2 separate regions of the Homo sapiens genome follow, and region 2 is linked to region 1. The links are chromatin contacts, found by Hi-C or POLR2A ChIA-PET in ENCODE. All regions are on one chromosome and are shown on one strand. Each heading gives the region's core, a stretch centred on a gene start or an enhancer-like site at or near the end of the contact. The rest is flanking DNA. Distances are from core to core; before and after follow the strand shown. Region 1 holds the start of ZNF888 (zinc finger protein 888). Region 2 holds the start of ZNF816 (zinc finger protein 816).

What was found. Hi-C counts contacts between places; a loop is a spot of excess contacts on that map. ChIA-PET counts read pairs that join two places held with the same protein, here RNA polymerase II (POLR2A). Pooled maps may share reads with other maps.
Region 2: a loop to region 1 is called in a map of CD8-positive, alpha-beta T cell, with 12 times the contacts of the local background. The contact joins the promoter of ZNF816 here to the promoter of ZNF888 in region 1. A Hi-C loop is called at or near these places in 26 of 168 maps with a recorded cell type or tissue (B cell, CD14-positive monocyte, CD4-positive, alpha-beta T cell and 19 more), 15 of 37 single-sample maps with no recorded cell type and 32 of 50 pooled maps. POLR2A ChIA-PET finds 5 or more read pairs at or near these places in 10 of 52 experiments (CD4-positive, alpha-beta T cell, H1, HepG2 and 6 more).

The regions. Positions count from the first base shown.
Region 1 is chr19:52,921,763-52,924,940 of GRCh38, reverse strand. It overlaps ZNF888 (zinc finger protein 888), which reads left to right and starts at 1,513. Exons shown (of 5, transcript NM_001393938.1): 1 at 1,513-1,572. ZNF888-AS1 (ZNF888 antisense RNA 1) reads right to left here and starts at 1,592. Exons shown (of 2, transcript NR_186336.1): 1 at 1,477-1,592; 2 at 862-1,268. RefSeq lists enhancers at 1,131-1,300, 1,581-1,630, 1,120-1,851, 1,852-2,585 and a silencer at 1,391-1,440.
Region 2 is chr19:52,961,365-52,964,542 of GRCh38, reverse strand. It overlaps ZNF816 (zinc finger protein 816), which reads left to right and starts at 1,662. Exons shown (of 4, transcript NM_001202457.3): 1 at 1,662-1,816. ZNF816-ZNF321P (ZNF816-ZNF321P readthrough) reads left to right here and starts at 1,662. Exons shown (of 4, transcript NM_001202473.2): 1 at 1,662-1,826. RefSeq lists a silencer at 1,435-1,634 and an enhancer at 1,695-1,944.

The DNA.
Region 1 (3,178 bases), core at 264-2,763:
GAAGTCAGGAGTTTGAGACCAGCCTGGCCAACATGGTGAAACCCTGTCTCTACCAAAAGAACAAAAATTAGCCGGGCATGATGGCACGTGCCTGTAATACCAGCTACTATGCAGGCTGAGTCAGAAGAATTGCTTCAACCCAGAAGGCAGAGGCTGCAGTGAGCCGAGATCTTGCCAATGCACTCCAGCCTGGGTGACAGAGAAATACTCTGTCTCAAAAAAAAAAAAGAAAAAGAAAAAAAAGTAAATAAAAAAAAGAAACTAATAGATGTCATCCACAATTGTGCTGGGACAACTAACTGGATATCCACATGGAAAAGAATAAAGTTGGATCCCTATCTCACACAATGAAAATTTTATTTTAAAAATTAAAAAAAAAAGAGATGAGGAAGGGATCCCTGCGGCAGGGGGTGTTACTTTGTCACTCAGGCTGGCTTGGACCTCCGGGCTCAATGATCCTCCCGCCACTGCTTCCTGAGTAGCTGGACCTCAGGCTCCCGCCCCCACTTCCACATTTCTGCTGTGTTTAAGTAGCAGGTGGTGACCTCACTCCTCCCTGGCCTGAACACTCCCTCCGGCATCCCAGGCGGTGGCCCTAGGGAAGTCTCTGAAGCTGAGCACAGGGTGGACTCTCCCTCCGAAGCAAATGGAGAATAGAAAGGGAGAGATTTCTATTCTGTTCTGTGTACCATCAGCATGAGATCGTACTTTCTGCCTAGGCAGGGCTTTGCATTTCACGTTCTAGTTTGCATCCCTGTTCCAGACAATTCCAGGGCTTTTGAATCATGCCTCAGCCTTCCTGGCCACTCTTGCCTCCGGTGTAGCAGGACGAGCCACAGACAAAACCTCTCAGACACCGAGTTGTAGAAGGAAGGGCTTTATTCAGCTGGGAGCATCGGCAAGCTGCCTTAAAATCCGAGCTCCCCGGGTGCACAATTTCTGTCCCTTTTAAGGGCTCACAACACTAAAGATTTCACATAAAAGGGTCGTGATTGAGCAATCTAGGGGATACGTAACAGGGACTACAGTCCCAGATATATACACAGGGGTTTCGTGCACTGGTAGAGAGAAACAGAACAGGGCAGGGAGTTTCATAATGTTCTTCTATACAATGTCTGGAATCTATGAAAAACATTGGTTTCTAAGTTATGAGTTGATTTTTAACTATTGGGTTTAGGCCAGGCAGGCCCAGGCCTGGTTTTGGGCGTGGCGCAGGGCTGCCTGTCTTCGGTTTTACTTCCTTGTTGTTTTTTTTCTTAAAACAGGTACTGAGTATAAAACAATATAAAACAATATGAGAGGGTCTGTCTCTTCCCTCACCAAAACCCGAAAAACAGCGGCTAGGTACGCGGCTGAGAGAAGCACAGATCCGCCCCCGCCCCGCGTCTGCCGGTTCTACAGGGCAGGTCTCTCCGCCTGGCGCCCCGCCCCTACCTCGCCCAGGCCCCGCCCCTACCTCGCCCAGGCCCCGCCCACCTCGTTGGCTCCACGGAGGCCTGGCTTCTGTCCTGTGCTTGTAGATTCGCCCGGACCAGGAAGCGGATCGCGTGGACTGGAAGTCACACTGCGGCGGTGAGTTTTGCTCTGTGTTGTATTGAGGCTGTGCCTCCAGGTCCCCGGCAATTCTGTACCTGGGATGTGGGGTCTCCACAGACCTGGAAATTCTCGCCCTTCTTCCTTCAACAAGAGCAAATGGAGACATTCCCCTAGGAGTCCGGAAGTCACTTCCTTTTGGGTTTAAAGTCGCCCTGAGGCTGCCCTGTCCTCGGTCTTTTTGCTATAGGGCAATGTATACAGTTTGTATCGCGTAGTTTTCCCGTTCACAACCGTTTGTTGACTCCTCCCACCCCGCGCTTTTTAAAGTCCTCACCCGAGAGGTGGATCCCTGCTCTGGCGCTTCCCAGCCTCACCCTCGTCGGCCCCTGGAGCCCAGCGCTGACACCACAGTCCCAGGGAGGCCGCGTTCTCTGCCCGGTGGTGGGATCCTGCGGACCCCACCCTTGTCCGAAGGCGTCATCTCCCCCCCACCTCCCTCCTCATGCCGGGCCCTGTTGCTCCCCAAGTCTCCCCTCCGCAGTCACCGCTTTCCCTGAGCCCGCGTTGGGGAGGTACCCGGGGCCTGTCCTGTGACACGGGGTGTTCTTGCCTGCCCAGCTCCAGCCCCTGGAAAATGCGCTTCTCTGGGATGCAGGCGTCTTACTCCAAACCCTCCTGTGATTGTGTGGGCCAAAGGGATCAGGAGACAGAGAGAGGGAATCAGAGAGCAGTAGAAAACCTGAGACAGATAAAAGAAGAAGGAGAAAGACCCATAACAGATGGCAAAGTAGGGGATGGTCAGGGATTTGCCAAGAGACAGCAAAAGTGAAAAAACAAAAGATAACAAAGCAGGAGGAGAAAAGCAACTGGAGAAATGTAGAGAAAAGCTGGATGTACAGAGAGATGAAGGACAGACAGCAAGGTAGGGAGAGGGGCAGCAAACAGAAAGGCTCATGAGAATGAGGGAGAGGAGGAGGGATTTGGAGCCAGGGCAGACAGAGCAGAGTGGTGCTGGTGGCAAGGAGAACAGAGGGAGAACCACAGCAGGGAGGACACCTGGGAAATCTGGGGTGCCAGAGAGTGGGGCCAGGGGGGTATAACGGGGAAGAGAGAATTTAACAGGGAGAGCTCAGGAGAGATGGGAGAAGAGGTGGAAATCTATGGACATTGAGAACAATCTAAAGATTGGGGAAAAGGAGCAACAAGAGGTTAAATAAGCTGTGGATGGAGTCCAGCTAATTTTTGTATTTTTAGTAGAGACAGGATTTCACCATGTTGGCCAGGCTGGTCTCAAACTCCTGACTTCAGGTGATCCACCTGCCTCGACCTCCCAAAGTGCTGGGAATACAGGTGTGAGCCATCACACCTGGCCACCTATGTATTCTTGAATGAAAAAAGTTACTTCTGTCTTAGTTCAACAGCTGACTCTCTTTCCCTGTTTTCTTTTCTTTCTTTCTTTCTTTCTTTTCTTTTATGAGATGCAGTTTTGCTCTTGTTGCCCAGGCTGAAGTGCAATGGCACGATCTTGGCTCACTGCAATCGCCACCTCCCTGGTTCAAGTGATTCTCCTGCCTCAGCCTTGCTGAGTAGCTGGGATTACAGCCATTCGCCACCATGCCTGGATAATTTTTGTATTTTCAGT
Region 2 (3,178 bases), core at 413-2,912, 39 kb before region 1:
ACATTTTCTACTTATTTTCAGAAGGCACGTAAAGTGAATTTGATATTACAATACACTTAGGAATTATTTTTTAAAAAAAGAATTTGAGAATGAGGACCAAGGTCTAATTTTTTTCTCTTGCCCAAATTCCTATCTAAAGGGTCTGGGGAGTCATGCCCTACAAACCATAAATACTCATCAGATGGGTTTTATTTAGTCCTATATATCCTGTCTTACTTTCCAGTCTGACTCTGGAATAACGTGACAAAGAAGAAAGTCAAAATATTTTACCCCAAAACATGTTTCTGTGCCATATTTTGAAATGGTCCTGCAAAGCTGTTCTTTGTGAGGGGTACATGTGCATTTGTAAAGAATCTCTGTTAACATAGCTAGATCTTTTTCTTCTAGGCCCTACCAATCCTGAAGAGATTAAGTAAGAATCTCGCACTGTTTAAAGGTCTGAATAGAAAACACTTATCATCTATTATCTCTAAGGGCAGCCAATAGAAGACTTGAAAACAACATTGGTCTCCACAATCTTTTACCTTAACGTGAACATTTCCTCTCCGTTGATCCCAGGTATTTAGACAAACTCAACCAATTGTCAATCAGAAAATGTTTCAATTTACCTGTAGCCCAGAAGTCCCCGCTTTGAGTTGCCCCTCCTTTCTGAACCAAAGCAGCGTATTTCTTAAATGTATTTGATTGATGTCTAATGCCTCCCTAAAATGTCTAAGAACAAGCTGTTCCCCATCACCTTGGACACATGTTCTCAGGACCTCCTGAGGGTCATTCATATTTAGCTTAGAATAAATCTCTTAAGATATTTTACAGTTTGATTCTTTTCCACGACAAAAATAACTCATTTTAAGTGCAGCATGAAATAATAAACGTAAGAAACAACTGGGCAACTTATATGCACTGTTACAATGTCAGTGCTTTTTTTAAATCACTTTTTTGTTTATTGAGACGGAGGAGGGAGCTCTGGGATAGAGGGTCTTACTTTGTCGCCCAGGCTGGCCTGGAACTCCAGGCTCAGCGATCCTCTCGCCCCTGCTTCCTGAGTAGCGGGGACCCCAGACTCCTGCCACCCCGCCCGCATCCCTGCTGTGTTTAAGCACACTCCTCTGCTCCGCACCCCAGACGGTGGCCCTAGGGAAGTCTCAGGAGCTGAGCACAGTGTGGACTCTCCCACTCCAGTGAATGGAGAATTGAAAGGGAGAGGATTTCTATTCTGTTCTGTGGACCGTCAGCATGAAATTGTACCTTTCGCTCAGGCAAGGCTTTGCATTTCGCATTCTAGTTTGCATTCCTGCCGTAGACAACTTCCAGGCTTTGGAATTAAATTGCTAAAATAAATTTCAATAGCAAGGAACTTTCCCGGATCCAATTACCGCCACACGGCGACTTCTCAGGGAGGTACTATTTCCCTGACTGCTGAGCTGCTCCAGCCTCACTGGCGGGTTTCACCTCTAAAACCTTGAAAACAGAGGCGCGGAGAGCGAGATGGAGAAAAGCTCAGGCCCCGCCCCTTTCCCGCCCCCGCGGACTCCTCCCAGCCCAAGACTCTTCTCTTCCGCGCCGGGCCCCTTGTCCTTTGCACCCCGCCCCGGCCTCGCCCAGGCCCCGCCCACCTCTCGGGGATCTGGCCCAGGTCCCGCTTCTGTCCTGCGCCGATTGGCACAGACCCGGAAGCGGATGGCGTGGACTGAAAGTTGCACGGCGGCGTGTGCGTTTCCTAGTTGTCTGGTGCTGCTATATAGGGGACGTGGGGTCCCCACAGACCTGCAGGTTCCGGCCCCTCTTTTCTCAACCCAGAGCAAATTGAAACGTCCGGGTGAGAGTCCGTGAGTCGCTTCCTTTTGAGTTTAAAGTTGCCCTGAGGCTGGTCCCGTCCCCGGTCTTTCTGCAGTGGGGCCGTGCAGACACCTCCTGTCGCGAAACTTTCCTTAGCAAAACCCTTTCTGACGCGTCCTCCCGCCTCGCGCTGTTTCAAGTCCTCACCCGGAGCTGGATTCTTGCCCTGGGCAAGAGCGCTTCCCAGCCTCGCTCTAGTCGGCCCCTGGAGCGCAGCGTTGCAGCCCCGCAGCCCCAGGGTGGCCGGTGCTTTGTGGCCACTCCTGGGCTCTTTCCCTTTCCATCTGAGACGTGGTGGAAGTGGGAGGGCTACAGGGAGAGTACCCTTTGATCCTTTGTTACTACGGGTGGGGAGATGGGGTTATTCCTTTTGGTCTAGTTTTGCAAAGTTCACATTAATTGGCCTTAGATTCCCAGAGCCAGGACCCAGATTTTCACTTTTCTTCTTTGTTGTTGGAGATGGGTCTCTGTGCCTACAGACTAGTATAGCCTGTGCCTGGACTAGTATAGTATAGTATAGTCTCTGTGCCTGGACTAGTATAGTCCAGCGGGGGCCGTCCAGTCTCAATGAAATTCTGGATGAGCCTAGGCAGTCTGTAATTTAGAAAATTTACGTAATGAGTTCTTTTCAGTGTGGTTTAAGCCTCACCAAGTGACTGTCCTTGTTGTGCTGTTGTATACAACTTCTGTCCTAGACAATTGAGCTTTCTTACGGGGTTGCTGAAGTTTTTTCTTTCCTTAGCTACATAGTATTGTCTAATAACTGAGGTTTTTAGGACCTAGAAGTTGCTAGTTTGGGCCTTCTGAGCTGGAATTGTGTGAGGAACTGGATCAGTGGGCACCAACTCTCGGGCTTCCTGAGGCCATCGGTCTCCAACAGTAGTTCCTCCGCGTACATAACAAGAAGCAACATTGAGGGAATGAGCTACATTTTCCGTTAACTGGAGAAACAAGTTCCTTGTCTTTTTTGGAAGCTCTGGTGCTGGCAGATTTAGCTCATTATAAAAGGCTTGAAACACTGGTTTGGGAAAGGGCCTGGGGACCTCCCCTCGGACTAAAATGGCAACTTGGGGGGTTACCCTTGTCCTATTGACCGTCAGGATTACACCTTCTCTTTTTCTCTAACGGGGGTCTAGGGAATTAGTGATTATTAGTTCTAGTGGGTTACAGTGACTGCTAGCACAGGAGGGGTTGGCTTCTTTTTTTTGAAAGTGAACCGGGTCTTTTTTGTCATTTTTCTAAGTAGCCTAAATAACACATGGGCAACAGGCAAATTTTCACAGACCTCTGCCTCATGACAAACATTTATTTTCTACTGTGCAGCTCCTTTCTTAGTTAAGAG